Linked DNA regions of Homo sapiens: region 2 is linked to region 1. The links are chromatin contacts, found by Hi-C or POLR2A ChIA-PET in ENCODE. All regions are on one chromosome and are shown on one strand. Each heading gives the region's core, a stretch centred on a gene start or an enhancer-like site at or near the end of the contact. The rest is flanking DNA. Distances are from core to core; before and after follow the strand shown.

The links. A loop is a pair of places that touch in the nucleus more often than their neighbours do. ChIA-PET counts read pairs that join two places held with the same protein, here RNA polymerase II (POLR2A). Pooled maps may share reads with other maps.
Region 2: a loop to region 1 is called in a pooled map, with 3 times the contacts of the local background. The contact joins two enhancer-like sites. A Hi-C loop is called at or near these places in 3 of 168 maps with a recorded cell type or tissue (A673, GM12878 and HepG2), 13 of 37 single-sample maps with no recorded cell type and 10 of 50 pooled maps. POLR2A ChIA-PET finds 5 or more read pairs at or near these places in 1 of 52 experiments (activated B cell).

Annotation. Positions count from the first base shown.
Region 1 is chr14:68,305,511-68,308,896 of GRCh38, reverse strand. All of the region lies in intron 8 of RAD51B (RAD51 paralog B), which reads right to left. Among named protein-coding and RNA genes, the nearest start is that of RAD51B-AS1, 380 kb to the left of the region's middle. RefSeq lists an enhancer at 2,356-2,495. Within about 2 kb of position 1,881, at least 14 of the 41 ENCODE cell types and tissues checked have a DNase peak (open chromatin) inside an H3K27ac peak, as active enhancers do; they include GM12878, where a contact is called at or near this core.
Region 2 is chr14:68,231,353-68,235,250 of GRCh38, reverse strand. All of the region lies in intron 7 of RAD51B (RAD51 paralog B), which reads right to left. Among named protein-coding and RNA genes, the nearest start is that of RAD51B, 410 kb to the right of the region's middle. RefSeq lists enhancers at 2,269-2,638, 1,905-3,104. Within about 2 kb of position 2,535, at least 22 of the 41 ENCODE cell types and tissues checked have a DNase peak (open chromatin) inside an H3K27ac peak, as active enhancers do; they include GM12878, where a contact is called at or near this core.

The DNA.
Region 1 (3,386 bases), core at 632-3,131:
TTGGTTTCAATTCACTTTCATAACAACAGACACTAACTCTTAGGAAGATGGAGAACATTAAGCTCCATTGTTCAGGCTGAGGATGACTGACTTGGGTGGCAGAAAGCTAAACAGTCTCTTTTCTGAAGAAGAAAATGCCTACGGGTGTAGCAAATCTCATTCCCAAACAGCCCTTTTTTTTTTTTTTTTTTTAATGACACAGATATAAATGACAGTGAAGGAAAATTAAAGAATCATCTCAAATCATAGAACTGGGAAGGGACCTCAAGAAATCATCATCTGATTCAGCCTCCTCTAGAAAGTTTTGTTTCTTAAATAATTTTATAAACACCAAGGCATTGTTATTTAACAAGGTCTAAGGGCAGAGAAAAATATTTTATAAATTATTTTCGTAAGCTGCTTGTAGGGCCTTTTATTATCTTAAATAATGACTAAATGAATGAAATTCTTTGAGATTTGGCAGCTTTAAGATTGCAGAGGTTGTTAAGAGGTAGAAATAGGATCCATGTTGTGTCCCTTTGGCAAAAGAAAATACTCATGCCACTGGTTCATGTCCCAAACAACCAGAAACTCACTCTCCATCTTTCTAATTTTTCAGAAATAACCTGTCATGTACATTTCCTTTTCTCTCACTGACAGAAAAGAAGGCATATTGGATAAGCAAATATAATGGAAGAATTCTGATGTGCAAAATGTCCTAATAAAGGGTCCTTCAGGGCAAAAAATACTCAAGTTGGGAGTTATGTAATTCTATCCTTGATATTATTTAGAAAACAACAGGAGAAAATACCATCCACCGTACATTCCTCGAGAACCTCCAATCAAAGGCTCTAGCATGTTTCCTGGCTTCAGACTGGCTATAAATAAATTTAATAAGGACGAAAAAAAAATCACTGCATCATTTACAGTTCTCTCTCAACTCCAGCTGACAAAAATCCAGTCCAGATGTTTGTGTTGCAAGAACAACAGTAAGAGGGTGAGCCTCAATCGTGAATATGAAAGCCCAGAGAGGGTGAGTTTGAAGAGAAAGGGAGAGCTAGGTTGGCAAGGAGGGTGTGAACAAACTTGATTTGATACTAGCTTACAGAAACACAGTAATTAATTTATTTTGTGTATAAGAAATCCAGTTTATTAGCCTTTCCTCTGCCTCATCTCCCTTTTCAAAGCCACTGGAGTTTGGCTGGTGAAGCTTGAAATGGTTGTTCCATAACCTTTGCTTTTAAATTAAACAAATGACTTCAGATTTTGGAGCAGTTGTTGACTCAGGGGAAAGCATGCCATTAAAAGTGTGCCAGAGACAGATTTAATTGGTGCAAGTCCCAAAAACTGCTTGAAGTACAGGCTTCCCACATATAGATTTCAGGGAAATTACTCAAAGGCCGCACAGCTTTGTCAGAATTTGAGATGTGAAACAAGGCAGCTGAAAGACTCCATATCAAAAGGGTAAATTCAATTCAGGAGATATTAATCTGATTACCTAAGTAAGGCTGTGAATCGGATATGCTCCATTGTGTGCTCTCGTTCAACCTGGACAGCTGGAGGAGCCAATAGCTTCCTTTTCTCTGACATATAATTAAGTTTTAAGAGATGATCAGGTTACGGATACAAAGTTTTAAGAAATATATCATTCAGGAGTGGCATTTACAGTGCTCGCCTGTTGCAAGAGACATTGTTCACTTTATTTCCTTGAGCCACACTGGAGAGTGTGTGGATCAGGGCCTAGGGGCTTGGTGTTTGTGTTTCAGGCTACAATAAACGCCCTCTGTGCACCTGCCTGGAGGAAAAACCAGTCCAGCCGCCTCCCAAGACAAAAGCGCCCTGTATTAAGTGCTGAAAACCCAGACATGAACTGACCCTGTCAAATTCCAGATAGGGAAAAAAAAAAAAAATCAATATTTTCATCCAATCCAAGAGGAGCTGTCATGTAGGTTTCTGGATTTCCTTTCTCATCTGCACTAAGTCTGAGCAACAATGACCTGTCAACAGAAGTCATCTCCTTTCTCCTGAGTCTCCTCGTCTTTCTAGATTCCTTCCCTGATGGCACAACCCATTGCCTGGCATGCCATAATCTGCCCTCCAGAGGTCAACGCATTCTCCCACTCTTTCTCTACCAGGTCTTTCCCACTGGAATCTCACTTCGGCCATGCAAGTTCATCTTCTGAAAGAGAACATTACTAACTCATGTGTTTTCAACGAGTTTTCCAATACACACTTGTCACAAACTCTAGGTACATTTAGAATTGCAAGAATGTTTATTAGGCCAGAGGATCAAGGTTATATTTCTTCCATGCTCACTGTGGTTTCCAATGCAAATTGGTCAAAAGATATACTGGGTCACACATACCAATTTCAGATGACTTCCTCTGAGAGAGCTGTTCAGCTTGGGCTTGTTCTAATTCATGTCTAGAATTAATCATGCTTGTCTCAGCTGACCTGCACATTCTCATGGAGAAAAAAAATGATTTCTTACAAATATGAAACCCAGCTAGGTGAAGTTTCATTTGTGAATTTCACCAGAGGCATGGGCAACTTTAACCTAAGTCATGGGTAAATAAACTGAAAAGGACAAGGTGATTACCTGAACTTGAAAGTGCAAGTTGGTTACAGGACCAGAAAGTACTTGTGAATTGCAATCTCCTACTCCTCTAAGCCAACCCAAAATGGAGAGAGAAATTAATTAAATCATGATTTTGATAATTATTTAAAACTGCCATAGACAGTAAAGCTTTGGCTACAAACGTTTGTTAATATATTTGATGATGAATAACTAAACTTTCAAGGTTAACAGTTTTCTCAAGGTTCTTCAATAGCTCCTCCAAACTCTAGCCCAGAGGGGAGGGACGGATGTGGGAACCAAGATGATCAGCACAAGAAAGCCAGTTCCCCAACACGGCCCTTCCACTAGGATGTGCTCGATTGTTTGTGTCTGAAGAGAGGAGAGGAACCAAGCAGCATTTTACTTCATTTGGTGCTCATTAAACAGCTGGCCGAGAAAAACAGTCATCCACCACAGGTACTAAGCTACTTCAACCTATACCATGCTATGATGGCCAGCCTGGCAAGTTCTCAGTGGAACAGGGGACTGGTTAATAGCCTGCCACCTTGTAAGTGGGTCTAACTCAATGATGGAGGTGGTCTGCTGGCTGATATCCAGGCACTGCAGACACAGTGAGTCAGGACAGACCAACCAAGGGGCCCATCTTAGTTCTGCCCTGACATCCTAAGGCAGTGGTCCAAGCCTCCATCACAAAGATCATGATGATCTCTCCTTTCTGTGAATGCCTCTGATATTAAAAATCTGCTTCTCTCATCCTGGCAATTCATTAGATGCTGTACTACAGTGTGACTTCAACTGTTTCATGTCTGTGGGCCTCACGTTCTGGATT
Region 2 (3,898 bases), core at 1,286-3,785, 74 kb after region 1:
CTGTCCTAATGATATAGTGCAAGATATTACTCACGTGGTTGTGGTGATGCTGGTGTAAACAAACCTACTGTATTGTTAGTCATATAAAAGCACAGCACATACAATAATGTACGGCACATAATACTTGATAATGATAATAAATGACTATGTTAGTGGTTTGTTTTTACTCTGCTATACTTTTATCATTATTTTACAGTGTACTCTTTCTACATATTAAAAATATTTTACTGTAAAACAATATTATATGTAACAGCAGCAGCAGCCTCATATATCTCCTGTTTACCTCTTGATTGTATATCATTTTCTCTTGTGCTTGATTTAAGTTTTACTACAAAAGAGTCAAAAAGTTAAAAATAATTAAAAGTTTATAAAGTCAAACAGTTACAGTAATTACACTTAATTTATTGTTGAAAATTTGTAAAATAAATTTAGTGTAGCCTAAGTGTAGTGTTTATAAAATCTACAGTAGTGTACAGTAATATCCTAAGCCTTTACATTTACTTACCGTGCACTCACTGACTCACCCAGAACAGCTTTCAGTCCTGCAAGCTCCATTCATGGTAAGTACCCTCATAGATATACCATTTTTGATCTCTTATACCATATATTTACTGTTTAATTTCTATGTTTAGATACACAAACACTTGCCATTGTGTTCCAATTGCCTATAGTATTCAGTACAATAACATGCTCTACAGGTTTGCTGCCCAGGAATAACAGGCTGTACCATCCAGCCAAGGTGTATAGCAGGCTATACCATCTAGGTTTTTGTAAGTGCACTCGATGATGTTTGCATAATGTTGAAATCACCTAATAACTCATTTCTCAGAACACATTCCTATCATTAAGTGATGCATAATTGTAATTCAGATACTTCTCAGCTTTCTTTCTTGACCCATACTATTGTCGTCCATTGGACTTCTCCACCTGAATGTCTCTTCTCATTAGTGCCTTAATTTAAACTCAACATGTTACAAAATGACCTCATCATTCCCCAAGGCTGCTTTTCCTCTGAATTTCTTGTTGAAGGCAGCATGACCCATCCAGACATCTGAGTTCCTAACTGGAGGTCCCACTCAAACACCCACCCCTGTATCCAACCAGTCACAGTAGTCTGCTCATTTGACTTCTGATATGCATCTCAAATCTGTCCCTTCACCTCTCCTCTTACTGCTACCACTTCCAGACTATACAGCAGCTTTCCCACTGGTTCCTTTGTTACCCCTTTTTTCCACCCTACACTATCATCAGAATTCTCTTCCTGAAAAAAGAAATCAAATGAAGTTACTCTCTTTCTTTAAAACCTCCATAAGCCCTTCTATTACTTACAGGATAATGCCTTAGTATGCTGTAAGACCCATCACAATCTTACCTCAACTTAACCTATTTCGGCTCATTTTCTACTACAATTCATAAAAAATGTATTTTTTCACCCTGAATATACTATGCTCTTTCACACCTCTTTGCATTTCCACATGCTGTTCCCTGTATTGATGGGGCTCCTCCCACCCTTGTCAAACTGGAAAATGTTGATATATTCTTGAAGCTTCAACTCAAATATTTTCTCTTCTCCTTTGCAGAAATATTTGCTGCTGCTTCTGTGTTTCCTCAAGTATTTTACTTATGCCAATCACTAAGCACAAAACACAACATAAAACTTCAGGTCTGGGGTGATGCCTTAGTTACAACTGCATCTCCAATGACTAGCATACTCAGGTACTTAATGAATGTTCATGAATTGAATGAATAAAGCAGAAGACTAAATTATTATAAAAGCAAGAGAATGGACCTTATAGTATGACCTAAATATACAAACAGAAATCTAAAAATGAACATTTCTTCTAAAATAAGCTTCATGATAAAGTGTATTAGCCAGACAAAATAATGTAATCAGCATATATGCCCTTGGCTCAGACAACCAGAACTGACATTTCAGTCCTGTGAATGTGGCCTCTTAGGGAAAATATTAGTACCATGCTTAACTAATAATAAGCACTATCTGTGTGTTTACTGTTGCTGTTCTTGTTAGGGGGTTATAATCTGGCCTGTACTCCATCTAAATAGATATAAAAATAAGTGGTCACAATGAAATTCTACTGTCTAAACAACCAGCTTACAATATCTAACATTACATTAAGAAATGAACATACCCAAGTCTCCTAATGCACACAAAAATATTCTGCTTCAAACACATGAATGAGCCAATGGCCTGTGGATATAGCCCACATCCCAGCATCTGAAGACGGTATGCTTAAAAGCTTTTGGCAATATCTTCTAGATTTTTCTATAGACCAACATCAAGCCAATTTATCTGACCTCCTTGATCTACATAGCCCTTCCAGTACCTACAGCTATTTTTCTAGAGGCCTGAATGAGTCAGAACAAGAAAATGATTAATCAACTTGGAGAGATTTGAAAGCTGGAAGGGAGCCATCCTGTGAGTAAAAGCTCAGAGCTGTGGGACTGCAGCAGTTGGAAAGTTAGGGGATTTCCATGGTTGAAAACATTTGGCTGGCTTGCTATGGTCCTCTGACCTTGCAATAAGACAGACCAGACCAAGCTGGTGATTTACCTCTGACAATATCCTATGTCTGCTGACTCTGGCTGTTCACTCTGACTTGACAAAGTCAAAGTTATTCCCCCTGAGCCTTATGACTTTGGAACTGGCTCAGAAAATTTTCCTGTTTTTTCCTCCCAATGGATATCATTCTCAGACCTTGGCTTCACTTTTATGTACAGCGAGGCTTAAATTAAAAGTGTATGCAATGCACCTAGCACAGTGCTTGGCAAAAAGTTAGGTGGGTCTGCTCCTTTTTTAGGCCAGGTTGGTTTCCCAGCACCTGGGGGATATAGCACCATCTTGCTTTTCTTTTCTTTTTTTTTCTTTTTGCCAGTTGTTAACCTGCCAGTACCATTTAAAATCACTTTTCCTGCTTAAGGTTTGTATCACTTGCCACTGCTCCTTATTTCATCTATTCAAATTCTTCCAATTCCCTTTACTGGGGACTTGATTTCTGAAGTTGCTTATTTTGAAGATACTACTCTAGTATTATCTAACTTTTATATTCCAAAAGTACTACAGACACTGTTGTTGTCTTTTGTTTGCTGTTTAACATGTAATATTTTACTGATGTCAGGAAGGCTTCTCATATTTCCCAACTATTTATCTCTACGAGTGATGACTCTACTTCCATTTTCTTGCCCTTTTACTTTGTGTACACTGCCCTCTTTCTTCTTTCTTTCACTTGAGCATATGAATCACTTGGATTTTATTACTATTTATTATCATCTCTTTCTTTCCTGAGTCTGCTTTCTGTTCCATCACTGCATTTATATTACATTCCTGTGTCTACTATCAATAATAAGTTCAGCAAGATATTCTCATGCCTGATGATTGTTTATTGGTCTCCTGTCCCTGTTTCTCTCATTAACATCATTTATTTTCCCTGTATAATTTTTTCATTACCTTAGTAAAGAAATAGGGTTAGGCAAAGCTTTCTGCTTCTCTTCTCTACTAGAAAAGATCCAAGTCCTTCTCCATTCATTAAACATGGTCACATGTCTCATATATACATACAAATATATACATGTAAACCTTCACTGTGAGAATTCTTATCCATTGATTTGTAGATCACAAGGAACTTGTTGAGCAATGACAGCTGCTGCTTTTCAATGCACTGGCATGGTTGGGAGGGGGCTGGGGATTTTGCCTTTTGGCACACAAGTCAATAAACACATTGGAGATTAACAGCAAAGAGATAAGAAGCTTGGGTGTGGGGAGGACTAGAATGATGGTTTAGGGGAAAAGGAAAAAGGAGGGAATTTCAGGAAAAGGAATCGAAATTATAGATCAAATGACCAGATAACAAAAAGAAGGGGAGAGATTCAATAAGGTTGG